Regions from separate parts of the Homo sapiens genome. Here region 2 is linked to region 1. A link is an interaction called in ENCODE POLR2A ChIA-PET data of the cell type or tissue named here. Cell type or tissue: MCF 10A. All regions are shown on one strand. Links, peaks and the distances in the headings refer to the core of each region. The heading gives the core; the rest is flanking DNA. Region 1 holds the start of LOC124907747 (a long non-coding RNA gene). Region 2 overlaps PCARE (photoreceptor cilium actin regulator).

Region 1 (5,384 bases), core at 158-5,157:
ATGCAAAGATGCTTAATTAGTTTAATGTCTGTGTTTTTTTTTTTTTTTTTTAAAGAAATAGAACAAGATTTTCTAGGGGCCGTTGAAAAATCCCAGAGTTAGTCTAAGGTCAGAAAAGACTTCATTCAGAATTTGATTTTTGAGACGTTTATAAAAAGAATACCCAAAAGATTCAAGATTCAAAGCACTTGATTAAATAGGATTACAGGTATTTAGTTATCCATTTAACCAAAGTGACAAAGATTTCAAAGGCAAATACAGAGAAAGCCATGTAGTTGTTAAAAAAAACAAAAACAAAAAAAAACAAAACCCCTTGACTTTTTGAGAGAGAAACTTAATCAAAGACAGCACGAAGCACATGAAATTATCTTGACAAAATACAGAATCTTTGCTTTCTAGGCAGACCATTCAAAAGTTAAAGAAAAACCTTTCACAATCTCCCATCAAGAGCAGGCCCATACTCCAAGAAAGTTTAGTCGTTTTAACAGGAGCTGAAATGCTAGTTATGCATTATTTTGATATGAATGATAATAGATTCATTCAATTTTAGCCAGCTTAATCACACAAGATTCTCTCTCCCTCTTCTGAACTTCCTATAGCCATTTTGGTTTTTTTCCTTCATTTTCTTTTTCAGCAAAAAACATATCTTCCTACTTCACATTTTTTCTTGACTGTCACGCTAGCATTCTGTAGATTGAGAAATCTATGTAAATACACCATAATTTCTAGAAGCACGTTTCCTTATATTATAATTTTTCAGTGTAGCACAGGACATGTTTACTAACACACCCAGGTATCTTTAGTTTCTCTGTCCAAAAGTAGATAAGCTTATGTTCAGCAATTAATGTTTCAGTATTTATCTTATGTGGACTTACATTGATTTAATTCACTTGTTTTGAACAATTATGCTTGGATTACTTACGAAAATTTCATGAGACATTAAATAGCTAAGCATCATCTTGTTTTTCTTGCTGAGAAATTTTGTAACTTAGAGATAGCAGAGGCTTATTTGTAATTCACTTGTCTAACATGAGCTTATTTGACTAGTAGACCTACATAGAATCAAAGTTGTACGTCTGCCTTATGTCTAATGCTGACAACTCTGAAGGCATATTGGTTTTTTAAACTAAACCAACAATGTTTTTGTTTATTGAAAATTACCCAAGTCACATGAACTTGAAAAGCATTTGGATTAGTTCCTATTTTTCTGAGAGTTTTCAGGAATACTTAATTTATATAAGCACTTGTTTTTACTTATGTCTATTGAACATACATAGCTATAAGATCTCTGTGTCTGTTTGTGTATACAGACAGACACAGAGATCTTATAGCTTTCATTTCCAAATTTTAGCCATGTGTCAATTAAAATAATACAAAGCTTATTGGTTTATAAAAGAAGCTGGATCCAAATTGTACCTGTGAGAGATGGAACAAGTCAAGGTTACCTGCTCAGATGGCTACAGCTTTTTAGTGAAGATTTTTTTTTTATTTGAGTGCTGTAGGGATGCTTTTAGAGAAGCTATTTTTGAGTCATTTTGTGTTCAGCAGCTTCTGCATACAAATCAAAGAATGCATTCCATTGTCTCCAAAAGGCTTAGGATACTCCTCCTTCAAGGGCACTCCCAAAGGCAGACTATCTTACCTAAATTAAAGGTTCTCCGAAGTGGTCACTGAAATTGCAAATTATTCTTTGTAAAGTTCACCTATTTTTTCTTGTGAACTTTGTAAAGTTCACAAGATTCTGATCCACAGTGTTTTTGGACCCCATCTTTGCATTAGATTCTCTGAAAGGTCTTAACTATTAAGGATTCTTTTTTCAGCAGCTGCTCTGGAACACAGGGAATCATGTGTTTCACCCTTCCCCCTTTTGAACAGAATAGGTTGACTTCCTGAGAAGTTTCAGCAAAGGTTGTTCAGCATAATTGGAGAGTTCTACACAGAAGGAGGAGAGCTCAGATTCAAAAGAGACTTACTCTAGAACTCCATGGCTGGGTGAGAGAGCAGCCAGTGCTGCGGCCCTGGGTACCAGCACCTAGTTACTGGCCTTGGGGCTTCACAGGGGTCTTCTTCTGATCCTGCTTCTGACATCAAAAACTGTCAAAAGAAAATTCAGGGTGCTTTTCTTAATATAAATATTAAGTTAGTAAAAAACTGCAAATAGGGAGACTTCCAAATCAAAAGTGGTAAGAAGCTTGTCTCACGAAGGTTATAGTAAGGTTTATAAAGCCTAGAAAAGGAAATTCATACAGCTTAATTCTCACTGGTTAGAATGAGTGGGTTAGTTTAGTCATTACTGATTTGCTGCAATGTGCTGAGTCATGCTGACCAAGAAATGAAGTTCAAGCTTCATGTGCAGTTTAAGTAGGTGTTTTGGAGAATAGGTCCTTACAGGTTTTCCTGAGCTGGGGGTGGGACTTTGGCTCAGAGGCCAAGGTTTGTCTTGGCTTCTATTTTGATTTTTGCCTAACAGGACCATTTTGTTGTCTAAGCTTACGAATGTTATCACATTTCAGTTCAATCTTTCTGATTCTCTTCTGATGGACTGCTGCTCTGCTTGTATATGTGTCTTTAGTTTGGTGCCTCTCATCTTTTAGTTATGCTGACTCTAGAAGTAAGAACTATGTGTACATAGTATAATTTTGGAAAATATATAAATGCAAAGAAGAAAGCAAAAACAAAAAAACCTCAATGAGTCCCACTACTTATGCATGCTGTTACAATCTGAGCTCAGTGGTGAGTTACCTCAGCAAGTAGAATAATAGAGGAAAGAAGATAGACTTTGGAGACAGACCTGGTTTTCTACCCCAGATTTGCCACTTACTAGCTGTGCGATGTTGAGCTGGTATTATTTAGTCTGAGCTTTGCTTTCCTCATGTGCAAAATGAGAATAATACCTGCCAGGTAAGGTGTTGGTGAGGATTTTTAAAGTATTTAGTAAGTGCTCAGCAAATGTTCATAATATTTTCCTTATTTAGATACTTCTGATTTTTTTTTAGCATCTAAAATATTTGTATCATTTGAACCTTGGTTTTATTGTTTATTATTTTCAATATATTTATTTGAAACTTTTAGTAAATTTAATTTGCATCTTTTTTTATTTCAGAATTTTCTTTCTTTGATCCTAATGATGCATCATGCCAGGAAATTCTTTTTGATCCCAAAACTTCAGTTTCAGAATTATTTGCCATTTTGAGACAGTGGGTTCCTCAGGTCCAACAAAACATTGACATTATTGGAAATGAGGTAAGGAATTCTTACATTTTAAGTTTTGCATTGTTAGGATTGTTAATGGTATAGATTTTTTTCCCCATCTGAAAGGAAGATGGTAATAAAGGAGAAACCCTTTAAAAGTTCTGATATTTATTTGTATTTCCAGGATTTTCATGGGGCAGTGAGTTAATACTATATATTCTTCTGATTATTTCTTCATGCTCTGTACTTCTGACATTTGTAGACTCCTGGCGGGTGCAGGGAGGGGCATTTTTCATATTTCCTTCTTTGTAAAATTAATTTTGTAAACTTTTATGCATTTCATAAAGGGATTTGATTACCATCATGTTCTATTTACACTTTTGGTTGGTTTGGTAAATATATAGGCTTGAATGTAGTCTTTAAGAATATTAGATTTTTTGAGGGAGGGTTCCTTGACCAGTATGTTGCTGTGTTGTAGGAAGAGAGTGCTTATACTTTTTTCAAATATCATTACACGCATAGAAATAAAATTTTGCTCATTTTTGAGAGGAACATATTTGGAGTGCCAGATTACCTTTGGAATAATCTTTAAGAATTTCCTTCAGCCTGCTGACAAGTTCAGTTTTCATTATTGTTGTTGAGTACAGATTTAAAAATTTACCCTTAAGATATGCTCATACTGTCTATACATTTTACTGAGAAGTAATTCAGATACGATAGACTAACTTGGTTCCTCAGCATTGGTTTGAAAGCAATAGGTACCTCAGTAGTTAGGTTGTAACCATATTTTCCTTGACTGCTTCAGATTCTTAAGAGAGGTTGCAATGTGAATGATAGAGATGGATTGACAGATATGACTCTTTTACATTATACCTGCAAATCTGGAGCTCATGGTATTGGTAAGTGTGTGGTAAATCTATCAGTTGCTTATGTCATCTGCACTTGTGCTTAGATAATCTATATTTATGCCCATATATTGTCTGGGGGAAGGCACCCAGCTGATGATGATAATATTGCCTGAAGAGCTGAGGATTCAGTTAGGTCCTTCCAAAAACCATATTCCCTTTAATCAAGGAGGTCTTTATACCCTCCTGATACCTCTTAACTTTTCTGGATCAGGCCTCATGCCTGATTGCATAATAGATGAGAGTAACTAGTAACACCCTAAAATCTTTCTGAGGGTTTATAACAAGGTTTGACAGTCCAAGGTCAGTCTTTGCATACTGATCCCTAATCTTAAGACCCCAGTCTTGAGACCTAAGGTCTGTTCCTACATATGTAACATATGTGCATATTTTCCAAAATTGTTATTCTCTTGTGCTTTTTGTCATTGTATGAACCTGCATCTCTTACTTAACTATATATTGTGATTGTCTCTCCTTGTTTCAATAGTCTGATGTGGTGGTGCTGAAGCTACTGGTGGTGATGGACTCCTTTTTCCCCTCACAACTCATCATGAACTGATACTTTCACAAAATAAAATAAAAATGAATTTATAATACAAAATAAAATAAAGCCATAAAATATAAGCCCAAATATTTTTCAAATGGCATAAAACTGGCCAGGCATGATGATTTACACCTGTAATCCCAACACTTTGGGAGGCCCAGGCAGGAGGATTGCTTGAGGCCAGGAGTTTGAGACCAGCCTGGGCAACACAGTGAGACCTTGTCTCTACAAAAAATTAAAAAATTAGCCAACCATGGTGGTGCATGCCTAGAGTTTCAGCTGCTTGCGAGGCCGAGGTGGGAGGATCGTGTAAGCCCAGTAGTTGAGGGTTGGCGTGAGCTGTGATTGTATCACTACACTGCAATCTGGGTGACAGAGCAAGACTGTCTTTAAAAAAGAGGAAAGAATAAAAGGCATAAGACTACATTTCAGTTAACATAATGAGAAGACATATTAAATAGGGAAAAGCAATAAAAGGTACACACAGATTGCAATTTGGGACTGCCAGTGGTCCACGGAACACGTTTGGGGGAGCACTGATCTGCTGTGTTGTTGTTGATGGCTTCATAGCATTCTATGTGTGTCTCAATTTATTTAACCAATTTCTTATTATACTTTTTGGATTTTTTAGAATTATATTAACAATAAGAGTGCAGTGATGAGCATCTTTGCAGCCAAGTGTTTATCTGTATCCCTGAGTATGATTATTTTCTTAGGATCAATTCTTGCAAGTGAAATTTTTG
Region 2 (5,384 bases), core at 191-5,190, 62 kb before region 1:
GAGCAAGCTTTGGCTAGCAGGGGACCTGCCCAGGAAACCACACTGGCCGTCTGCTGGCAGGACAGCCTGAGGCTTCCCAGAGTGGGAATTAGAGGCTGACTGCCTGGTTTCAAGTCCTGACTCTCTGGCTTATTAGTTCACCCCTCTGAATCTTTGCTTCCTTCCTTATAAAATGGAAGTAATAGGCCGGGCGTGCTGGCTCACACCTGTAATCCCAGCACTTTGAGAGTCCTAGGAGGGCGGATCACCTGGGGTCAGGAGTTTGAGACCAGCTTGGCTAACATGGTGAAACCCCATCTCTACTAAAAATAGCAAAAATTAGCCGGGCATAGTGGTGGACACCTGTAATCCCAGCTACTCAGGAGGCTGAGACAGGAGAATCGCTTGAACCCGGGAGGCAGAGGTTGCAGTGAGCCGAGATTGCGCCATAGCACTCCAGTCTGGGCAACAAGAGTGAAACTCTGTCTTAAAATAAAAATAAAAATTAAAAAAGGAAGTAATAATAGTACCCAGCTCATCAGGCACTCATAGGTATCAATACTGGGTGAAGCATGGAAGACCCTTGGCATACTATTGTATTAATAGCATAAGTGCCCCATAGGTGGGTAGTGACACTATGGAGCTGCATTGTTGAATGAACAGGAAGTCACACTAGGAAAGGACTCTAGGGACCACACTATCCTACTACAGGGACTATGAGGCCTTGGTCAGAGCTCTCAATCAGTTGCCTCAGGGCCAGGACAGGACCCTAGTTCCCCACATGCACAGGCAAGAAGGCCCTTCTCTCTGCTCGCGACAGCACATTCTTGCCTGATCTGTGAGCTTTATTGCACAATGTGCTCAGCTCTGTGAGGTCAGGCTTACATGGGATGCCAAACCAGTGGAGAATATGTTTGCATTTGGATCTGAACAAGATCGAGGTGGGTGGTAGGAGTCGTGGGTAAGTGGGGTGGGCGCTAAGACCAGCACACAGCTATGGTTGTCAGACAGGAAGGAACCCAACTCACTGTGCCATGGAGCCAATCTCATCTGTGTTGGCCTCCGGCCCCATCACAGGTCCCTACAGGAGTTCAGGGCCCAGGGCCCACTGGGTATCTGATCCAGGAGACTGAGTAAGGGCGGCAGAGCGTGCATGCCTGGGCAGTCCAGGCCAGGTGAAGACTGAAAACACCACATTGAGGGGAGAAAGTCTGGAGCCTTCTCAAATGCACACAGTGCCCCAACATCCTGAGACCTAGAGGCTGGTAGCTCTGCTGGGGGATTTGGCACAGAAATAACAGTTGAAGCTCAGTAATTGAGCTTCCTGGGTAAGCCTCCAAGGGCTGTTCCCAATCCCCAGGTCCCCAAGATCAGGAGATATAAACATCATCCATTTTTCTAAAAAGGGGGCTTCTGCCTGCACGGAGTGACTGGAAGGGCAGGCTGGTTCAGCTTGCAGGCCTGCCTCAGCTGCAAGACATCATGGGTGTGGTTGTGTCCCTGCATGTCCGTGCTTGGGGAAACAGCCCGTTCTGAGCAGCCTCTGGCTTCCTGGCACTGGCTTGTTGCATGATCTTGGGGAAATCATGCCTAGTCCCTGGTGGTGTTTCCCCATATGCAGGATGGCAGAAAAAAATGCTTGCCATTCACAGGGTGGCAAAGGCTTGATATGCTTACAGCAGGTGCACTTCTGCTCCCAGATGCCAACTTTATACCTGGGGGCAGGGGTGCTGGGGAATGAGCACTTTCCCATCACATGCTCACAGTGTGGGAAGGCTTACAGCTGTGTGGTGTCATAAGAGGCGGGGGAATGGTTGCGAGTCATTATACAACCTTCCACGTGACCTTGGGAAGCGTCCTGTTTATGAACCCTCCCCTCTCTCTCTTTTTTTACATTTTTCTCTAGATGAGGTCTCACTCTGTCACTCAAGCTGGAGTGCAATGGCACGATCTTGGCTCACTGTAACTGCCACTTCCCAGGTTCAAGCAATTCTTGTGCCTCAGCCTCCCGAGTAGCTGGGACTACAGGTGCGTGCCACCATACCCTGCTAATTTTTGTATTTTTAGTAGAGACGGGGTTTTACCATGGTGGCCAGGCTGGTCTGAAACTCCTGACCTCAGGTGATTCACCCACCTCAGCCTCCCAAAGTGCTGGGATTACTGGCGTGAGCCACTGCACCTGACCGTCCTCTCTCTTTCAAGCCACTGTTACCTCCCTGCCGCCCCTGCCCCAAGTATTGAGATTCAGGACACAAAACAACCTTTTAGGCTGCCCTATTCTGAGGAGAAGGCTGAGAGAAGGGCATCATTTTCTTCTTGAACAATTTTATGTTACTTTATTATTGCTCCTGCTGTTTTAAAATGTTAGTGTTTTTAATTAATGCCATTTTATTGTCCCTGTTCTCTCAAGCTCTTCTGCTGAAGGGCACAGTTCTAGAAATCTAATAACTGAATAAGTGGCGGGAGTGAGGAATAATGCATTAACATTTATAGAGATTCTCAGATGAAAACCACTGTACTGTAGGAAGCTCATTTTAGATTTAAGAAAAGAGCAATGTTACATTAAGATTCTTGCAAAAATAATCAATATTTCATTTCTTTCAAGTGGCTGGGGAAGTTTATCTAACTGTAATAATGCACAACTTTCCCAAGATAATATCTTTATTTTACATTGACTGCCGAGTACTTTGTAAAAAATTACCATTTGTGCCTGGACAGATTGTGAAGTCTGCAAAACGTATCACTCTGGCAGAAATTAACTGCTGATTTACACAATCGTGGGCTATGCAAAGATAGCAAGGACCGATGTTAGTTGAGCTTTGTCTGATCTTGATAGACACATTAATAAGAGTTCTTCTCTAATAGACCTCAGACATTTTTTTTTTGTTTCTATGCCAGGTTGGGAAAAGGCACATTTCCCCGTGTATTCTGTAAAATAACCACTTGAGCATACGAGTTCTTCTTTCAGTGTCCAGTAATGGCTACACTTTGACTCACGCCCCATTGCGGCTGCATGCCTGGGCCTGTCTGCACGGCTGGACCAATGACATGCACGTCCATTGCCCTGATGAGAAAGGCACACTTGGAACTCAGCCTGCCCGGGGGAGAGGTAGCAGCCCCACCCCTGGATTCTGGTGCTCAGCACTCATGAAGACTCTTGTTCTCACTCTACAAACTTTTGAAGTTAGAGGAGAAGTGGAGCTAGGTCCTTGGGGATATGGGAAGCCACACATTTATATTCTATGCCTCCAGGACTAGCCATTCTCAAAGTGTAGTCTGGGGGCCCCTGGTTATTCCTGAGACACTTATAGGGGGCCCACGATGTCAAAACTATTTTCATCATAATACTAAGATGTCACTTCTCTTTCTCACTCATTCTTTTGTGAATGCAGGGTGGAGAGCCCCGCGTCTACATGAGGTGTGAGATCCCAACAGGTTGACAATGGAAGCAGAGCTGAGAATCCGGTCATCTTATATTAAGCCAGATGCTAAAAAGGTTTGAAAAAATGTAAGACAGTGCTACTCTTCTCCCTAAATTTTTTGTTGTTGTAGAAGATACTCTTTTCATAAAGACACATGCATGCAAATGTTCATTGCAGCACTATTCACAATAGCAAAGATATGGAGTCAACCCAAATGCCCATCAATGACAGATTGGATAAAGAAAATGTAATGCATATATATACCATGGAGTGCTATGCAGCCATAATAAAGAACAAGATCATGTCTTTTGCAGGCACATGGATGGAGCTAGAGGCCATTAATTATCCTTAGCAAACTAACCAAATACTGCATGTTCTTACTTATAAGTGGGAGCTAAATGATGAGAACTCATGGGCACAAAGAGGGGAACAGTAGACACTGGGGCCTCCTTGAGGGTGGAAGGTGGGAGGAGGGAGAGAGCAGAAAAAATAACTATTGTGTATTATTAGTACCTGGGTGATGAAACTATCTGTACAATAAACCCCTTGTGACACAAGTTTACCTACATCACAAACCTGCACATGTACCCATGAACCTAAAATAAAAGCTTTAAAAAAAGTGGACACAAGAAAATACACACTTTTTATAAGAGTATATTATTTGTGTTAACGTATTTTTTAAAAAAATAATAAATATTTTACATATTTCTCAGTTTTAACTTCCAATACAGTAAACATTGATAGATATAGCCTCCACACGCAAAGGCTCTTTTGGGCTCTTAATAACTTTAAAGGGTTTAAAGCCATCCTGGGACCAAATAGCTTGAGAACCTCCCAACTAGATGCTGGTCTCCTGCGGGGAACCAGAAACATGGGGAGCCAGGCTGCTGGTTTGAGACACGGCACCAGTGAGCCAGCCACAGGGGCAAGCCTTTTCATCTCAGTTTCCCCAGCTGTAAAACATGGGGTGTGTGGGGTTGAACTAACTTGAGTGTTTTGAACTTTACTATTTTATTTTTTTGAGATATATATATATATTTTTAAGTTCTGGGATACATGTGCAGAACGTGCAGGTTTGTTACATAGATATATTTGTTTCATGGTGGTTTCCTGCACCTATCAACCCATCATCCAGGTTTTAAGCCCCGCATGCATTAGGTATTTGTCCTAAGGCTCTCCCTCCCCTTGTTCCCTACCCTCCAACAGGCCCCGGTGTGTGCCCTTCCTGTGTCCATGTGTTCTCATTTGAACTTGATTTTTTTTAATACAGCAGGGCCTCTTTTCAATTAAAATATTTCCTAGGCAGCTGGAATGTGTAACAGATAAGAGCACAGTAACTCAAGGTTGGAGAGTGGGGGAGCTGGAACTGCCCCCTACACCTTTTTCCCAACTGCCTCTTCTCTTGGAGCACAGTTTGAAAACTACTGAGACCCAGAAGATCTTTTGGCCCATTCGCTCTGTTCCTCTCTAGTCCAAGCCGCTGAAGGGCAGTGACCCCAGGACACTCCTTACCTGTTCTGGCCGAGCTGGGATTCATAAGAGGTGCTGGTGGGGTCCAAGGTGGGAGGCTGCGGTCGGCCACCTGGCTGGCGGTCAGAAGCTGTCCTCCTGAGGAAAGGCAGAGGGTTGAGGGCACACAGAGCTGCTCTCCGCTGCGAGTCTGCTCTCAGCCAAGGCCCTGAGCTGTTCTTCCAGCATTCTGCTGGGTTCCCGAGAGGGCCCCCAGCCTCTGGCGGCAGCGATGGTGGGGTCAGTGGGTGGGCTGTTGAGAGTGGCGGTTTAGCTTCAAACAGAGAGGAGGTAGCTGGGCAGAATATGGAATGTGTGTTCCCAGACACTTTGGCTATGACTGCTTGGCTGTCTTCAGAGTCTCTTGTTTCCTTGTGCTCCTGAGAAGGGGACATTGGGGGTGATGGGGAGGGAATCGAGAAAGGGGGGCTTGCTTCTGGGTGCTGGGTTGGGGGGCTGGGGACCTTGCACTGA

What was found. ChIA-PET counts read pairs that join two places held together with the same protein. Peaks named below come from ENCODE experiments on the same cell type or tissue, not always from the same donor. Only the 100,000 strongest peaks of a DNase experiment are listed, where the experiment ranks them.
Region 2: POLR2A ChIA-PET joins it to region 1 with 81 read pairs; 3 of 35 experiments call an interaction of 5 or more read pairs at or near these places.

What each region holds. Positions count from the first base shown.
Region 1 is chr2:29,128,155-29,133,538 of GRCh38, forward strand. CLIP4 (CAP-Gly domain containing linker protein family member 4) reads left to right here. Exons shown (of 16, transcript NM_024692.6): 3 at 3,104-3,243; 4 at 3,998-4,091. LOC124907747 (a long non-coding RNA gene) reads right to left here and starts at 2,194. Exons shown (of 2, transcript XR_007086264.1): 1 at 1,974-2,194. In MCF 10A, for the core only: no CTCF peak of the experiment used is centred there; a DNase peak (open chromatin) is centred at 2,357.
Region 2 is chr2:29,065,681-29,071,064 of GRCh38, forward strand. It overlaps PCARE (photoreceptor cilium actin regulator), which reads right to left. Exons shown (of 2, transcript NM_001029883.3): 1 at 4,914-5,384. Among named protein-coding and RNA genes, the nearest start is that of PCARE, 6.2 kb to the right of the region's middle. RefSeq lists enhancers at 1-131, 1,433-1,933. In MCF 10A, for the core only: no CTCF peak of the experiment used is centred there; DNase peaks (open chromatin) are centred at 811, 1,531 and 3,031.